Regions from separate parts of the Mus musculus genome. Here region 1 is linked to region 2. A link is a loop called in an ENCODE intact Hi-C map of the cell type or tissue named here. Cell type or tissue: heart. All regions are shown on one strand. Each heading gives the region's core, and the rest is flanking DNA. Links, peaks and the distances in the headings are about the cores only.

The links. A loop is a pair of places that touch in the nucleus more often than their neighbours do. Peaks named below come from ENCODE experiments on the same cell type or tissue, not always from the same donor. Only the 100,000 strongest peaks of a DNase experiment are listed, where the experiment ranks them.
Region 1: it touches region 2 in a loop (2.4-fold over the local background); 11 of 42 quality-filtered maps call a loop at or near these places.

Annotation. Positions count from the first base shown.
Region 1 is chr3:108,335,436-108,339,826 of GRCm38, reverse strand. It overlaps Sort1 (sortilin 1), which reads right to left. Exons shown (of 20, transcript NM_019972.3): 9 at 1,892-2,036; 10 at 861-1,016. Among named protein-coding and RNA genes, the nearest start is that of Mybphl, 27 kb to the left of the region's middle. In heart, for the core only: no CTCF peak of the experiment used is centred there; no DNase peak of the experiment used is centred there.
Region 2 is chr3:108,280,115-108,284,505 of GRCm38, reverse strand. It overlaps Sort1 (sortilin 1), which reads right to left and starts at 442. Exons shown (of 20, transcript NM_019972.3): 1 at 66-442. The coding sequence starts at 365. In heart, for the core only: a CTCF peak has its summit at 1,967 (motif pointing left); a DNase peak (open chromatin) is centred at 525; H3K4me3 peaks cover 1,233 bases; H3K27ac peaks cover 1,685 bases.

The DNA of each region.
Region 1 (4,391 bases), core at 118-4,117, 55 kb before region 2:
AAACAGACACAGAGATGGTGCACCTGTGAAATTACACAGGATGCAGAGCAAATGACATAGACTAAGTACTCGTGAAAACCTTTGGGACATCTAAGGTGGACTGGAAACGTGTACGAGCATGGGAGCAGATGTGAATTAAAATAGGCTAATACAGGTAATTCCCATTCAGAACGTAACACAGAAGCAGAGACCGGAAGAAGCGCTGTGCCTGGCAGACATCTGAGGCAATGGAGCTGCCTGGCAGATCTGTGAAGGATGAATGTGTGTACCTGGCCCATCTGAAGACTGTTGGGGGATAGTGTGAGTGCCACAGAGCAAATGAAGGAGAAAGCCGGAAGTGAGGTCAGGGAGGAAAGAGGAACCACTGTCGCGTGGGATCTCACAGGCCATTGCAAGTCACATATGGAAGAAAAACAGCCCTTACCTCCTGCCAAAACATACATACACAGAGGCTTTAAGGGTCTCTGTCCTTGGCAGTAATGTGTTAGCTCCCTGTGCTTAACACAGGCCTTAGCACAGAGAGCCTTACAGCAGAACACTAGAGAACATTGGCTGGCCTAGTACTAGAGTCTCTACACAGAAATAGACTGATTCAAGTTCAGGTTCAGTCCGCTAGGCCTGGCCCTCCAAATACAGAAGACTCACATTGCACACCGGCCAATATGGACCCCTCTTCCCACTGTGCTTTGCTCTGCCTGCTGCTTCTAGCATAATTTCTTTACATGATGAAGCCACAATGTAAAAAGGGTAGGCTTGTTGGCTAGGCAAGCACATGGTGGGGGAAGGACCATCGGATTCCCCTGTAGACCTCAAACCCTAGCCCACTGAGCTGAAGGAGCCAGAGCTGAGCCGAGCCTCACCTTCTGAGAGCGTGCTTGTTATATAGACCCCACGGAGGGAAGTCACGTTGGTAAAGTCCGTCTCCCCGCCTGTGGTGGTATAGAGATGTCTGTCCAGAGACTTGGAGTAGACAATGCCTCGATCATCAGAGGTAAAGATGGTGCCAAACCCGGTATCTGATATGAGCAAACAAACAGGAACACTGAGACGTGGGAGGAAACAGAGAACAAAACCGTACTCTAGTCATGACTGCATAGCCCGGCACATCTGTTTAATCGCCTTCACAGTAAGACAAAGTCTTCAAGTTTGTCTTTAATTCTAGCATCCGACTTAGAGGCTGGAACATGGGAGATGACGCATCTGCTGCCTGACATGATCAGAAAAGCCCTTCTCAGGTATATTGTGCCAGCAATGCATTGTATTTAGATTCCCACCTCATAGTTCTAAGTCTTTGCGCTTTAGAATACTTCTCAAACCGTCTTTGTTGACGGATCTTTTAAAAATTCCAATATATCACAATGTATTACAGATAGTTTTATTTAAAAACATTTATCATCAGGAAAGTAGACTAGGAAAGAAACAAAATGTCAGCCCCAACTTTTTAGCATTATGTTTAGAAGACATAAAATTGCTTTATCAAATGATTATGCATTTCTAAAGTGGGCAAAGTGGTGCATACTTGTAACTCCAGCATTCAGGAGGCTATGGCAGGAGCACTGTGAGTCTGAAATCATCTGGAGTATGGAATGAGTCCGTCTCTGTCTCCACAAAACAGCAAACAAGCCAAAAATGCCTCCTGAATATTTCCTGGTTTTCCCTGGTCACAGACAAGCTTGCAACTCATAACTACTGAACAGGTACCCACAGCTCTGGGAAGCTCTGCTCTAAAGCATTCACTACCCTCACACACTACCCTAGGCACCAGAACAAGCAGCCTTTCAGATGCAGCACATTCTCTCCAGGATAAACTTCTTCCAGGGTAAGAGGAAAACTTAACACATAAAAAGGAATTCAAGGGTGAATTGAAGGGTGGGCACTAAACGGCTCTTACCTCCAGGTTCATCTACATGCATGAAGACCATGTCCTCATTGGCTGCCAGGATGGAGTAGAACTGTTCCTGTCCCACAGAAGGAAGTTGTGCCATGCTCCATGTGTCCCCCTGGTCTGTTGACACATGGATCCTTCTTGTTGTGTCCTAGAATAAATGTACCAACATTTAATTTTATAATTTTCTGTGAAGGTGTCATGTCAAGGACATGAATAGAAACATTTTTAAAACAGTTATATTAATAATCATTTCCTCAGTGGGTACAATTGCAGCAAATTGCCAATTCTCTTCTGCATTTCTCTGGCTCCTTCATTCTGGTATAGTACTCCTAATGGCTGGCATTCCATCTCCTTCCACAGAGCTAAGGATGAAAATGGACCATCACTAGGTTGGCTCTATTACCATTTGCAAATACTTGCTTGAAATTCTCAAAATGATGATTTGATTGGCACTTAAATGTTCTGTGCCTTTAAGATAGCCGTGGCTTTAGATAATTGATCCAAAGGATTAGATACCTGATGGTCTAAAAGATAAAGATGAAATCCATGTTGGGAGACCACAGGGGACAACGGTTAAGATGAGAGATGCTTCTAAGGAATTCTCACCATAGCCATAATGAAGGAGGCTAGAATAAGATCAAAGAGTCCAAAACTCCTATAATTTTGTGAGAATCTGGCTGGCAAAGGGGTCTGCTAAGAAGGCTATTAAATCCTAGTCTCTGCTAATTAAATCAGCTGCTAGAGACCAGCAGGCACAGCTCAGTGGTCACGGCTGTATCTGGTTCTCCATCCCCAGTTCCCTCTTTAACCCCACTACTTCAATGAAAGCGATCATATTGATCGATCCATCCCTCCAGCCCATTGGGTAATTCTCAGAGTTCACTGTAAGTCAACATCTCACTTGAGTTTGCCAAACTGGCCACCACTGACTCCGGAAACACTGTCTTCACCTGGCTTTTGCAGCAGCACGGTGTCCTGATGTCCCCTATCTCACCCCTTCCTTCCACCTAGGCTTCTCAGCTAGATTCTTCTTTTCTTTGCAACCTTCAGTGGAGAGGTGCTTCAGGGCTTGCTCAATTCTCCCATCTCTTCTCTACCTCCTCATTCTTCAGAAGAACACACCCAGTCACATGGCTTTAAATACCATGTAATTTGGGAAGATTCATAAATATGAATGCCAATTTGACATTTCATCTCAGATATATAGTAGGCATTTCTTAGCCAACACAGTGAATTCTGTTTTTTCTCCCACAAACCTGTTCCTCCAATAGCCTTTGCTATGGCAGGAAGCAGCCCTGCCATTTATACAAAGACTTGAAAGTTTCTTGCAGTTTTACTTTTTTCGTCTCACAAGGGACGTCTAAGGCTCACCCAGCTGGCAATACATTTAAGTACATACATAAAAACCTCCTCCCTTCTCCCTCATCCACTGCTAACAGCCTGGTTCCAGCTCCTCTTTTGCCCCTTGAATGCTTGAGAGCCTTTCGGCTGCTCTTCCTGCTGCTTCCACCCCTGCCTTCTCTCATGTAGGATCTCTTATGCAACGTATGGATGCATCTCCTGTCAATTAAATGCTGTTGGCCTAATAGCTTAGGCAGGAAATGGGGTGGTGGAAGTTCCGGTTCAGAGAGAGGATTTCTGGGCAGAGTCCAGCTTGGGGGCTGGGAAGGGGTTGCCCTGAATTCTGAGGAAGATGGTCACATGAAACTGAAGACAAGCTAACTAGCTATAAAGCAAGACTTAGACTAGTTTAAACAGGATATTGAGTTATGAGCTAGCAGAAAATGAGCCAAAGCTTTTGGCCTAGGCATTTATTCATATATAAGAAGTCTCAGTTGTTATCCTGGGGAACTCGGGGGAGAGCGGAAAAGCCTGCAGTTATACTCACAGCTATACCTGTTCTGTCACAGTGGAGCTAAGTCATAATACGGCCCATTTGAAGAATAAAAGCCTGTGGGCTACAGCATCCCACTCCATTCTGGCCCACCTCCCATGCTTCCCAGGGCTCCGGCCACACTGCCACTCTCCTCATCTTCAGGGGGCCTGGGGTGTCTCTGTCCTTGCTGATTCCACATTTTCTTTCCTCACAGATGTTCACAAAGGGATGTCCTCCTCAGGTCACTCAGGTCACCAAGATCCCACTCAAGCACAGGTCCGTAGTAGTGCAGCCAGTTGCTGTTGCTCCCCACCCACACCAAGCTGCTGCAGTTCTTCCTAGACAGACTTCCTGCTGTGGTGGTGTAGATAGGAATGGCCCCCACAGGCTCATGTGTTTGAATGCTTGGTCCATGGGGGTGGTGCTACTTGACAGGGATGAGGAGGTGTGGCCTTGTTGGAGGAAATGTGTCACTGGGGTAGGCTTTGGGGCTTTCAGCAGCTCAAGCCAGGCCCAGTGTCTTACTCTCTCTTCCTGCTGCCTGCCCATCCAGATGTAGAACTCTCAGCTCCTTCTCCAGCACCATGTCTGCTTACATGCTGCCATGCTTCTGCCATGATGATAATG
Region 2 (4,391 bases), core at 226-4,225:
GCCTGGGGCCGCGGGCCCGGAGGGGCGACCCAACCGGGGCGGGCGCCCGGGCCTCGCGCGCTCACCTGGTGCGTATTGTTGGTCAGCTTGGCGATGAAGTCCGGGAGGCGGCCGCAGTCTTGGTCCTCGGCGGGCGCGCCGCGGCGCCAACGGCCAGCGCGGGGGACGGGGCCCCCGGGCGCGGCGGCGCGCAGCCCCCAGCTCACCCCGACCGGACCGGCCCAGCGCAGCAGAGGAGGCGCGGGCGGCGGCGGCGCGTCCAGCCGGTCCTGGCCGACGGCGGCAGGAGGCAGCAGTTGAAGGAGCAGGAGGAGGCCGAGGGGCCAGCGCAAAAGGCCGTCCGCAGCTCCCCGGGGCCGCTCCATCGCTGCCGAATGCAGACGCCGCTGACACCTGCCACCCGGCGCGCCCGCCCACCCCCGCCGGCGCTGCGCCACACCCCCGAGCTCGGCCCCGCGCTGCTTGGATACGCGCAGCCGGGCCTCTCCTCCCCAATAGGCTGGCCGCCTGTCCTTCTTTCCCGGCCCACTCCTCATTGGCTCGCGTCGCCTCCGGCTTCGGGGGTCCTGGATTCGGATGCCAAGATGCGGGACTGATTGGCTGGAACGTGGCAGGGACGGCTGAGGTCATTCTCCACCGTCGCTCGGCGTCTGCGGGCTGGGCTCCCGGAGTTGGCCTAGGGGTTACCCCTCTCCCCTCCCCGCTCAGCCTGCAGGTTGGCGGCGCTTCCGGAGACCCTCGGGTTAGGGTTGGGTCACGTTGCCGCCTTCTCCACCCTCCTCCCAACCCCCCTCCAAACGCTCCTAAAAATTTCCTTCGGTGGAAACCGCGCCTGGGAAAGCCAGGGAATCCCTGAACTACTACTCTCAGTTGGAAAAGGGGCTCCGACATAAACTGGTACATTAGGATTTTAACCCCGGCTCGCTGGCTCGCCCATTGTCTGCTGAAGGAGCCAAGAAGGTGAATGCGAAAATCCTATGGGGCAGATGAACATCATTACACCCGTGTCTCATGGAAGCCGCAGAAGTCTTTCCAACATGTTTGGCCTCAGTCACCTTCCTCATCTGCAGGGAGGTAGTCAAGAGGCGAAAGTACTTTTTGGCTTCTGCGGACTTGGAAATGTAGGTAGCTTTGCCACCAAGTGTAGGTATACGGGAAGAGAATTGCCTAAAGCCCACTTTATATATTATCATTTTAGTACAGTCACATTCTGATTTTAGTTACCTAAAGCACCCTTAGCCCTGCAGTAAGTGCATCACACCAATTCCCTCACTGAATATGATGCCTCCTAAATGAATACCCACCTCCAGCAAATAACCTCCCCACTGTTCCCTACACCGCAGAAGCTGCTCACACAACTTTTAGAACATGCAGTGCTGGTAAAACCAGTTCTAAATCCTTAACTTCACTCCACCTCTTCCCAACATTTCAAGTTGTTCAGTCGGAACTCAGGAAGCCAGATAAAAAGATACAAAGTATGCAAAATGTTATACCAGAGTGGAAGCCATTGGAAGTTACTTTTAACTTTAACAGTAAACTCAAACGGCAGGCCTACCCGAGTATGCACACGGAATAGTACAAACAAAACTATTTACGTACTCGGGAGTTTTTCCTCTCCCCAAAACCACAGTAAGAAGGGAGCTGTGAAGCTCTGGAAAGCGGAACAGGATGGCAAATCAACAGAAAAGCCCTCCAGTTTCTGAGCCACTGAACAAGATAAAAACTGATGAGTGTGTTTTCTTTCCAGAAATATAAACGCCACATTATTTATTTTTAAGCACAACTTATTTTTAATTCGTGTCAAGTATGGATTAGATCACAAGGCAGTCAGTTACAGTAGCATGTGACCAGTTACGGAGGGGAAAAAGGGGGCTACAAAGGAATATTTCTTTGTTTGGGTGACAAAGATGAATGGTCTATTGTCTTACTATGGGGAAAGAAGAAAGCTAACTCAACAGTGCTACCTGCTGGAGAAACTACCAGATACATCTTTTAGCTATTTAGTTCCATTAACGTTTAGATTTTGTCAGTTTGTTGAACTGGGGAGTCTTTTTTTGTAGCCCAGGGTGGCTTAGAGTCTTTGATCCTCCTTCACCAGCCTCCCAAGCAAAAATATCAATATGAAGTAATTATCACAAAGCTATACCTTTTTGTATGTAAGATCATTTCTTGAACACAACATTTAAAGAAAAGTAACCATCTCTTTGAATTATTCACATTGTAATTATAGCAGATAATGATACTTACTGTTCTCAGTTATACAGACATCCTGCCTTAGCAATAGGAGGGACTGTAAGCTGGAGGGCTACACTATGTTTTCCCTTCGCTTTTTTCTCTGTATATTCTTGAGTGACACACCTCTTCAAAGCAACGTATTCTTTTCCACATCTGCATTAATCTATAGTGTTAAAAGCAGTACTGGACCTGGAGCAACGGCTCAGCAGTTAAGAGCTTACAGGATACCTGGGTTTAGATCCCAGCACCCACGTGGCAGCTCACAACCACCTGTAACTCCAGTTCCAGGGGATCCAATGCATTCTTCTGACCTCCTCAGGCTCCTCATATATACTTGGGTACATGTGCGTGCGCGCGCGCACACACACACACACACACTCACTCATACACATTAGAGATGATTGCCTCTTTTTCCCACTAGAGGTACTTTTCTTAGACTGTGGGAGACTACAGATGACCTTTCACAGCTATGACAGCTTCCCAATAAAATTCTTAAATGACTGGTGGTTAGAATATGCTTGGGCCAGAGAGTGGCACTGTTAGGAGATGTGGCCTTGGAGTGTGTCATTGTGGGTGTAGGCTTTAAGACCTCATCCTAGCTGCCTTGAAGTCAGTCTTCTCTAGTGGCCTTCAGATAAAGGCCTCCTGCACCATGCCTGTCTGGATGCTGCCATGCTCGAACCTCTGAACCTATAAGTCAACCCTGATTAAATGTCCTTATAAGAGTTGCCTTGGTCATAGTGTCTCTTTACAGCAGTGAAACCGTAAGACAATGACTAAGTTGATACAAGATTCCAGGGGCTAAATCTCACATGATACAGGATTAACATCATAACAGGATTAACATCAGTAGAAATCTGCAGAATGTTGAAAATAAACCCAAGTTGCTTTCATTGTATGTGTGGGCAAAACTTCTTCCTTTGCTGAACTGATGTTTTCAAATGTGTTTCAGCACACGCTACTTTTCACTACACTGAATTTTGTATGAAATCAGCTACCATATTACTACTATTTAGTATCAGAGTACAATTTCCTAATGAAAGATTACACAAAGCCCAGCAAATAATTCCTAAGCCATCAAATGAACCGCAATTGACTAGAGGACTAGCCATGCTTCAGCCAATGCAAACCACATCTCAAATTGCTGTTGAGACTTGCTGGTTACTCAAGACTTGGTGATCTGAAACCTTGAAAATCTTGAGATCAAGTCCCAACAGGTTTTTGCTAATTTAAAACAATTTTTAATTTTTAAAACTCCTGTGGATATTGTCTTCATGTCTACATAGCAGGTGTATGCCTGGTGTCTGAGGAGGCCAGGAGAGAGTGCATCCCTGCCACTGGAGTTATAGATGATGGTGAGTTGCCATGTGGGTGCTAAGAACCACACCTGGGTCCTCTGGAGGAGCAGTAAATGCTCTTAACCACTGAGCCATCTCTCCAGCAACAACTTAATTTTCTATGTCCAATGACCTAGCTCTTTATCTGTTAGGAGTGTTAGGAGGTTCAAATGGAATGACTATGAGTCGCAGCCATATGGGAACAGCTCCAGTTTATAGTGCATTCCAAAGTCCAACAGAAACTCCTTCTGAATTTTACAATTCTCTTATACAGCTTAGGTATGTAACTCTCATTGCAACTGAGATCAAAACCAAGGCCATTTCTTTTTTTTTTTTTTTTTTTTTAAGTCCCCTTTCTAAGTTTTTTTGCAGCTCTTAACTTCATAAAAAGGGTACTCTTCCCAGACTGTCCATTAAGACACAAAGAAGTAGCCCCAGGAGTCTTTTGATGGTCAATGAGCAGTGTTCTCATATAAAGGAAGCAAGAGTGTATGTTTCCTTAAGAGACACTCAAGGGCCAGGCAGTGCTGGTGCACACCTCTAGTCCCAGCATTCGGGAGGCAGATCTCTGAGTTCAAGGCCAGCCTAGGCTACAGAGCTAGTTCCAGGATAGTTAGGGCTACACAGAGAAACTCTTTCTCAAAAACCAACCAACCAACCAACCAACCAACTAACCAACCAACCAACCAACCAACTAACCAACAACACCAACCCACTCAAAGACTTAAAATGGATTTCCAGTCGTATTAACATCTACTAATCACTTGGGAGGAGCTGGACTAGTCTGAATTAATCGTCCAGTATCTCAGGCTACAGCTG